2 separate regions of the Homo sapiens genome follow, and region 1 is linked to region 2. A link is an interaction called in ENCODE POLR2A ChIA-PET data of the cell type or tissue named here. Cell type or tissue: OCI-LY7. All regions are shown on one strand. Links, peaks and the distances in the headings refer to the core of each region. The heading gives the core; the rest is flanking DNA. Region 1 overlaps CASK (calcium/calmodulin dependent serine protein kinase). Region 2 overlaps CASK (calcium/calmodulin dependent serine protein kinase).

Region 1 (2,922 bases), core at 275-2,774, 56 kb before region 2:
CCCGTAGGTCATCTTGGAGGGTCGTCTCAAGTATTGAACAAAAGACGGAAGGTGCTGAGAAAAAACAGCAGATGGCTCGAGAATACAGAGAGAAAGTTGATACGGAGCTAAGAGATATCTGCAATGATGTACTGTTTCTTTTGGAAAAGTTCTTGATCCCCAGTGCTTCACAAGCAGAGAGCAAAGTCTTCTCTTTGAAAATGAAAGGAGATTACTACCATTACTTGGCAGAGGTTGCCACTGGTGATGACAAGAAAGGGATTGTGGATCAGTCACAACAAGCATACCAAGAAGCTTTTGAAATCAGCAAAAAGGAAATGCAACCAACACATCCTATCAGACCAGGTCTGGCCCTTAACTTCTCTGTGTTCTATTATGAGATTCTGAACTCCCCAGAGAAAGCCTGCTCTCTTGCAAAGACAGCTTTTGATGAAGCCATTGCTGAACTTGATACATTAATTGAAGAGTCATACAAAGACAGCATGCTAATAATGCAATTACTGAGAGACAACTTGACATTGTGGACATCAGATACCCAAGGAGACGAAGCTGAAGCAGGAGAAGGAGGGGAAAATTAACCGGCCTTCCAACTTTTGTGTGCCTCATTCTAAAATTTACACAGTAGACCATTTGTCATCCATGCTGTCCCACAAAGTTTTTTATTTACGATTTATGACAGGTTTATGTTACTTCTATTTGAATTTCTATGTTTCCCATGTGGTTTTCATGTTTAATATTAGGGGAGTAGAGCCAGTTAACATTTAGGGAGTTACCTGTTTTCATCTTGAGGTGGCCAATATGGGGATGTGGAATTTTTATACAAGTTATAAATGTTTGGCATAGTACTTTTGGTACATTGTGGCTTCACAAGGGCCAGGGTAAAACTGCTTCCCTGTCCAAGCAAAGAAAACTGCCTACATATTGGTTTGTCCTGGTGGGGAATAAAAGGGATCATTGGTTCCAGTCACAGGTGTAGTAATTGTGGGTACTTTAAGGTTTGGAGCACTTACAAGGCTGTGGTAGAAACATACCCCATGGATACCACATATTAAACCATGTATATCTGTGGAATACTCAATCTCAATGTGCACACCTTTGACTACAACTGCAGAAGTGTTCCTTTAGACAAAGTTGTGACCCATTTTACTCTGGATAAGGGCAGAAACGGTTCACATTCCATTATTTGTAAAGTTACCTGCTGTTAGCTTTCATTATTTTTGCTACACTCATTTTATTTGTATCTAAATGTTTTAGGCAACCTAAGAACAAATGTAAAAGTAAAGATGCAGGAAAAATGAATTGCTTGGTATTCATTACTTCATCTGTATCAAGCACAGCAGTAAAACAAAAACCCATGTATTTAACTTTTTTTTTTTAGGTTTTTTGCTTTTGTGATTTTTTTTTTGATACTTGCCTAACATGCATGTGCTGTATAACAATCCAAGCATAATTGTTAAGAACACATGTATTAAATTCATGTAAGTGGAATAAAAGTTTTATGAATGGACTTTTCAACTACTTTCTCTACAGCTTTTCATGTAAATTAGTCTTTTGGTTCTGAAACTTCTCTAAAGGAAATTGTACATTTTTTGAAATTTATTCCTTATTCCCTCTTGGCAGCTAATGGGCTTTTACCAAGTTTAAACACAAAATTTATCATAACAACAAAAATACTACTAATATAACTACTGTTTCCATGTCCCGTGATCCCCTCTCTTCCTCCCCACCCTGAAAAAAATGAGTTCCAATTTTTTTGGGAGAGGGGAGATTGATTAGAAAAAAATGTAATATGTTCCATTTAAAATTTTGGCGTATGGCATTTTCTAACTTAGGAAGCCACAATGTTCTTGGCCCGTCATGACATTGGGTAGCATTAACTATAAGTTTTGTGCTTCCAAATCACTTTTTGGTTTTTAAGAATTTCTTGATACTCTTATAGTCTGCCTTCAATTTTGATCCTTTATTCTATTTGTCAGGTGCACAAGATTACCTTCCTTTTTTAGCCTTCTGTCTTGTCACCAACCATTCCTACTTGGTGGCCATGTACTTGGAAAAAGGCCGCATGACCTTTCTGGCTCCACTCAGTGTCTAAGGCACCCTGCTTCCTTTGCTTGCATCCCACAGACTATTTCCCTCATCCTATTTACTGCAGCAAATCTCTCCTTAGTTGATGAGATTGTGTTTATCTCCCTTTAAAACCCTGCCTATCCTGAATGGTTTGTCATTGTCTGCCTTTAAAATCCTTCCTCTTTCTTCCTCCTCTGTTCTCTAAATAATGATGGGGCTAAGTTATACCCAAAGCTCACTTTACAAAATATTTCCTCAGTACTTTGCAGAAAACACCAAACAAAAATGCCATTTTAAAAGAGGTATATTTTTTCTTTTAGAATGTAAGCTCCTCAAGAGCAGGGACAATGTTTTCTGTATGTTCTGTTGTGCCTAGTACACTGTAAATGCTCAATAAATATTGATGATGGGAGGCAAAAAAAAAAAAAAAAAAAAAAACACCCAGAGTTCTCACCACAGTTTCAAGGCCCTACACCTTTGATCATCCCTCAGATCACATTTCCCACCGCTCTGCCCCTTGCTCTCATGCCTTTCCAGACACACTGGGCTTCCTTCTTCTTCTCCAAACAACCCTCCTTATTCCTGTGGGCCTTTGTATTGGCTGTTCTTCTCATCTGGAACTTGCTTCCATGTGGCTTGCTTTTTCACTTCGTTCTGGTCTCTGTTCAGATATTACCCATTAGAGAGGCCTTCTCTGACCCCAACTAAAATAGCAATTCCCTAGTCCCCATCCCTATAACACCTCCTTACCAGCTTAATTTTACTTCCTAACAAGTAATACTACCTGGCTTTACATTCTGTTAATTTGCATTTATGGCTCTATTTGCTTTCTTAAATTCAACTCTTTAGGCCAGG
Region 2 (2,922 bases), core at 134-2,633:
TGAAAATCTGAGAAGCAGGAATGGGATTTAATGATCTCAACTGTCATCCATCTGAAAAACCTAACTTGTGATTTTAAATAAGATGGCATACTGCCTTCCACTATTCCCTTTTAAAAACAGGAAATGTCCCTGCTTTTATCTTTATGAAGTTTTATTTATGAATAAAGTTTGTACTATTTAAAAAAAAAAGAAATACACAAATCTTTATTGAAACAATTACAGTGAAAACTTGGGTATATCAAAACTCATTGAATGGTACACTTAAGATTTGTGTATTTCATTCTATGTAAATTTTACCTCAGAGAGAAAAATAAGCATTGCAATCTTTGCTGAAGTCTTTAAGGGTGAAGTGTACTAATGCTGGCCACTGCCATTTAATTTGAAATGAATGAAAAATACGTGAACTGATGGATAGATGGGTAGACATGTGATAAAGCAAATACAGCAAACTGTCAACATATGTAGGATCTAGGTGGTGGGCACGATTCTTTCAAACTTTCTGTATGTTTGAAGCTTTTCGTAGTAAAATGTAAGGGGAAAAACTTTTAAGACATACTCAGCCTACTTTAACACTGAGAACTTTTTAGTCTAAACATTTGACTGTTTATTTTTCTGTCCTCCTTTTGGTTTATTTTTACTTGGTCAACCTTTTTATGAGACTTCCACTCTCGTAATGAGATTATTCTAGACTCAAAGCTTTTATTGACCTTAAAAGCATATTTCTCTTTAAAGAAATAGAAACATTTTTTAAACAGTTGACATATTTATGCTTTTTTTGACTATTATTTCATAATAGTAGCAGAAAACTTTTGAAAAACTTGTTTGTACTGGTGAGATTATTTGAAAAAGTAGAAGTATTCAAAGTTAAAATGTGCAGGCCAGTCATGGTGGCTCATGCCTTGCCAGCACTTTGAGAGGCTGGGGTGGGAGGATTGCTTGAGGCCAGGAGATTGAGATCAGCCTGCACAACATAGTGAGATCCCATCTCTATTTAAAAAAAAAAAAAGTATGATTATAAACCTGATTTTTAGATACAAACTTTATTGCCAAATGAATTATGAAAACAAAATACTATTCTGAAGGCAGGGCATTATAGTATCTAATAAGTTCATGAATGTGGAAGTTTGGACCAAGGGCTAGGAAAAAACCTTATATGGTAAATCAAATTGAGATTAAAGAGAGAACAGAAATTAGGCATCACGCCTGTAATCCCAGCACTTTGGGAGGCCAAGGCGGGTGGATCACGAGGTCAGGAGTTTGAGACCATCCTGGCTAACACGGTGAAACCCCCTCTCTACTAAAAATACAAAAAAAAAATTAGCCAGGTGTGGTGGCGGGTGCCCGTAGTCCCAGCTACTCGGGAGGCTGAGGCAGGAGAATGGCATGAACCCAGGAGGCGGAGCTTGCAGTGAGCCGAGATCACACCACCGCCCTCCAGCCTGGGCGACAGAGTGAGACTCTGTCTCAAAAAAAAAAAAAAAAAAAGAAATTGGACATCACCTCATTACCAAATGCAAATCATTCTGATGCATTGCTGAGGATAAAACATGATTTTGTGGGTGGGGGACAGTCTATTATGGAAGGAACACTGAATTAGGAGTGAGACCTGGGTTCTAGGATTTGATCTTCTGCTTATTGCCTGTGGCCCTTGGAAAGGTTATTTAACCCTACTGAGCCTCTGGTTTTTCAAATATAAAAACACTTGCTGACCAAGCATGGTGGCTCAATGCCTATAATCCCAGCACTTTGGGAGGCTGAGGCGGGAGGATTGCTTGAGCCCAGGAATTTGAGAATAGCCTGGGCAACAGAGAGAGACCCCCAACTCTACAAAAAACTTTTTAAAAAATTAGCCAGGCATGGTAGCGTGCCTGTAGTCCCACCTGTTTGGAAGGCTGAGGTGGAAGGATTGCTCAAGCCCAGAAGGTCGAGGCTGCAGTGAGCCAGGATCACGCCACTACACTCCAGCCTAGGCAACAGAGCAAGATCCTGTCTCAAAACAAAAAAAACACTTGCCTGCAGAGACAGGGTTATTGTGGAATCACATAAGGTAGTAAGTATAAAAGCACTTTGGAAATTATAAGCTGTTAATACAAATATAAGTATTAAAATAATTTCAAATGTGGCTTTAAGGAAACAGTACTATAAAAGAAATTGTTTTCTGTGGTTAAGTCTTTCTCATACTTTGTTTTCAATTCTTCAGAATTTACTCAGAAAAAAATCATTTTAATCAGGCCATTTTATGAAGTGTCTTGGTACAAAGGACTCTGCAAAGTACACCCCAGAATACAGAGGTAAATAGGATACCTACAGTCCTGCCGTTAAATCAACTGCCCTCTGAGGTGAACTTGTGTACTTTTTATTGATTGATTTTGTTTTCAAGATAGTTACAAGTTTATTCAGAGGTTTTATAGGAAAAACAGCCTTTTTAGTCTTTGAGAAAAATAGTTATTTTATATGTGACAGTATTGATCTTCAAAATGAAAACTAGTAACATCTTAATTAGCATGTGCTGCATGTGTTATATTAATAATCACTACTGCCTCGGGGTTTAAAATCTAAAACAAATAGCAATGGAGAAGCCCGAGAAGTGTCTTTGTGTCTATTTATATCTTATAATGAATTGAAACACCATGGGATTTTTAGATGGTTGGTACTGAACTACAGATATCAATTATACACACATCTATCCAACCAAGAATGTGTTCTGTGGTTCTGTTTGTCATACCCAAAGAAAGAAATAACGGAACTAGAACAGGTGTTAATGGAAGGTGTTAAAATAATCAAGGGTGAAGACAGATTTTGAGGTTAAGCCAAAAATATGTATTTATTCCATTTGAAAAGATGAAGGAGAAATGGAATAAAAACTCTAATTTTTCTACCTAATTACAGAAACTTAAAAATAGGGGCACTTTTCAGAGCTTG

Evidence for each region. ChIA-PET counts read pairs that join two places held together with the same protein. Peaks named below come from ENCODE experiments on the same cell type or tissue, not always from the same donor. Only the 100,000 strongest peaks of a DNase experiment are listed, where the experiment ranks them.
Region 1: POLR2A ChIA-PET joins it to region 2 with 17 read pairs; 2 of 35 experiments call an interaction of 5 or more read pairs at or near these places.

The regions. Positions count from the first base shown.
Region 1 is chrX:41,673,413-41,676,334 of GRCh38, reverse strand. The region is part of intron 5 of CASK (calcium/calmodulin dependent serine protein kinase); the gene reads left to right. It also overlaps the pseudogene YWHAZP10. Among named protein-coding and RNA genes, the nearest start is that of GPR34, 14 kb to the left of the region's middle. In OCI-LY7, for the core only: no CTCF peak of the experiment used is centred there; no DNase peak of the experiment used is centred there.
Region 2 is chrX:41,617,389-41,620,310 of GRCh38, reverse strand. The region is part of intron 11 of CASK (calcium/calmodulin dependent serine protein kinase); the gene reads left to right. Among named protein-coding and RNA genes, the nearest start is that of GPR34, 70 kb to the left of the region's middle. In OCI-LY7, for the core only: no CTCF peak of the experiment used is centred there; no DNase peak of the experiment used is centred there.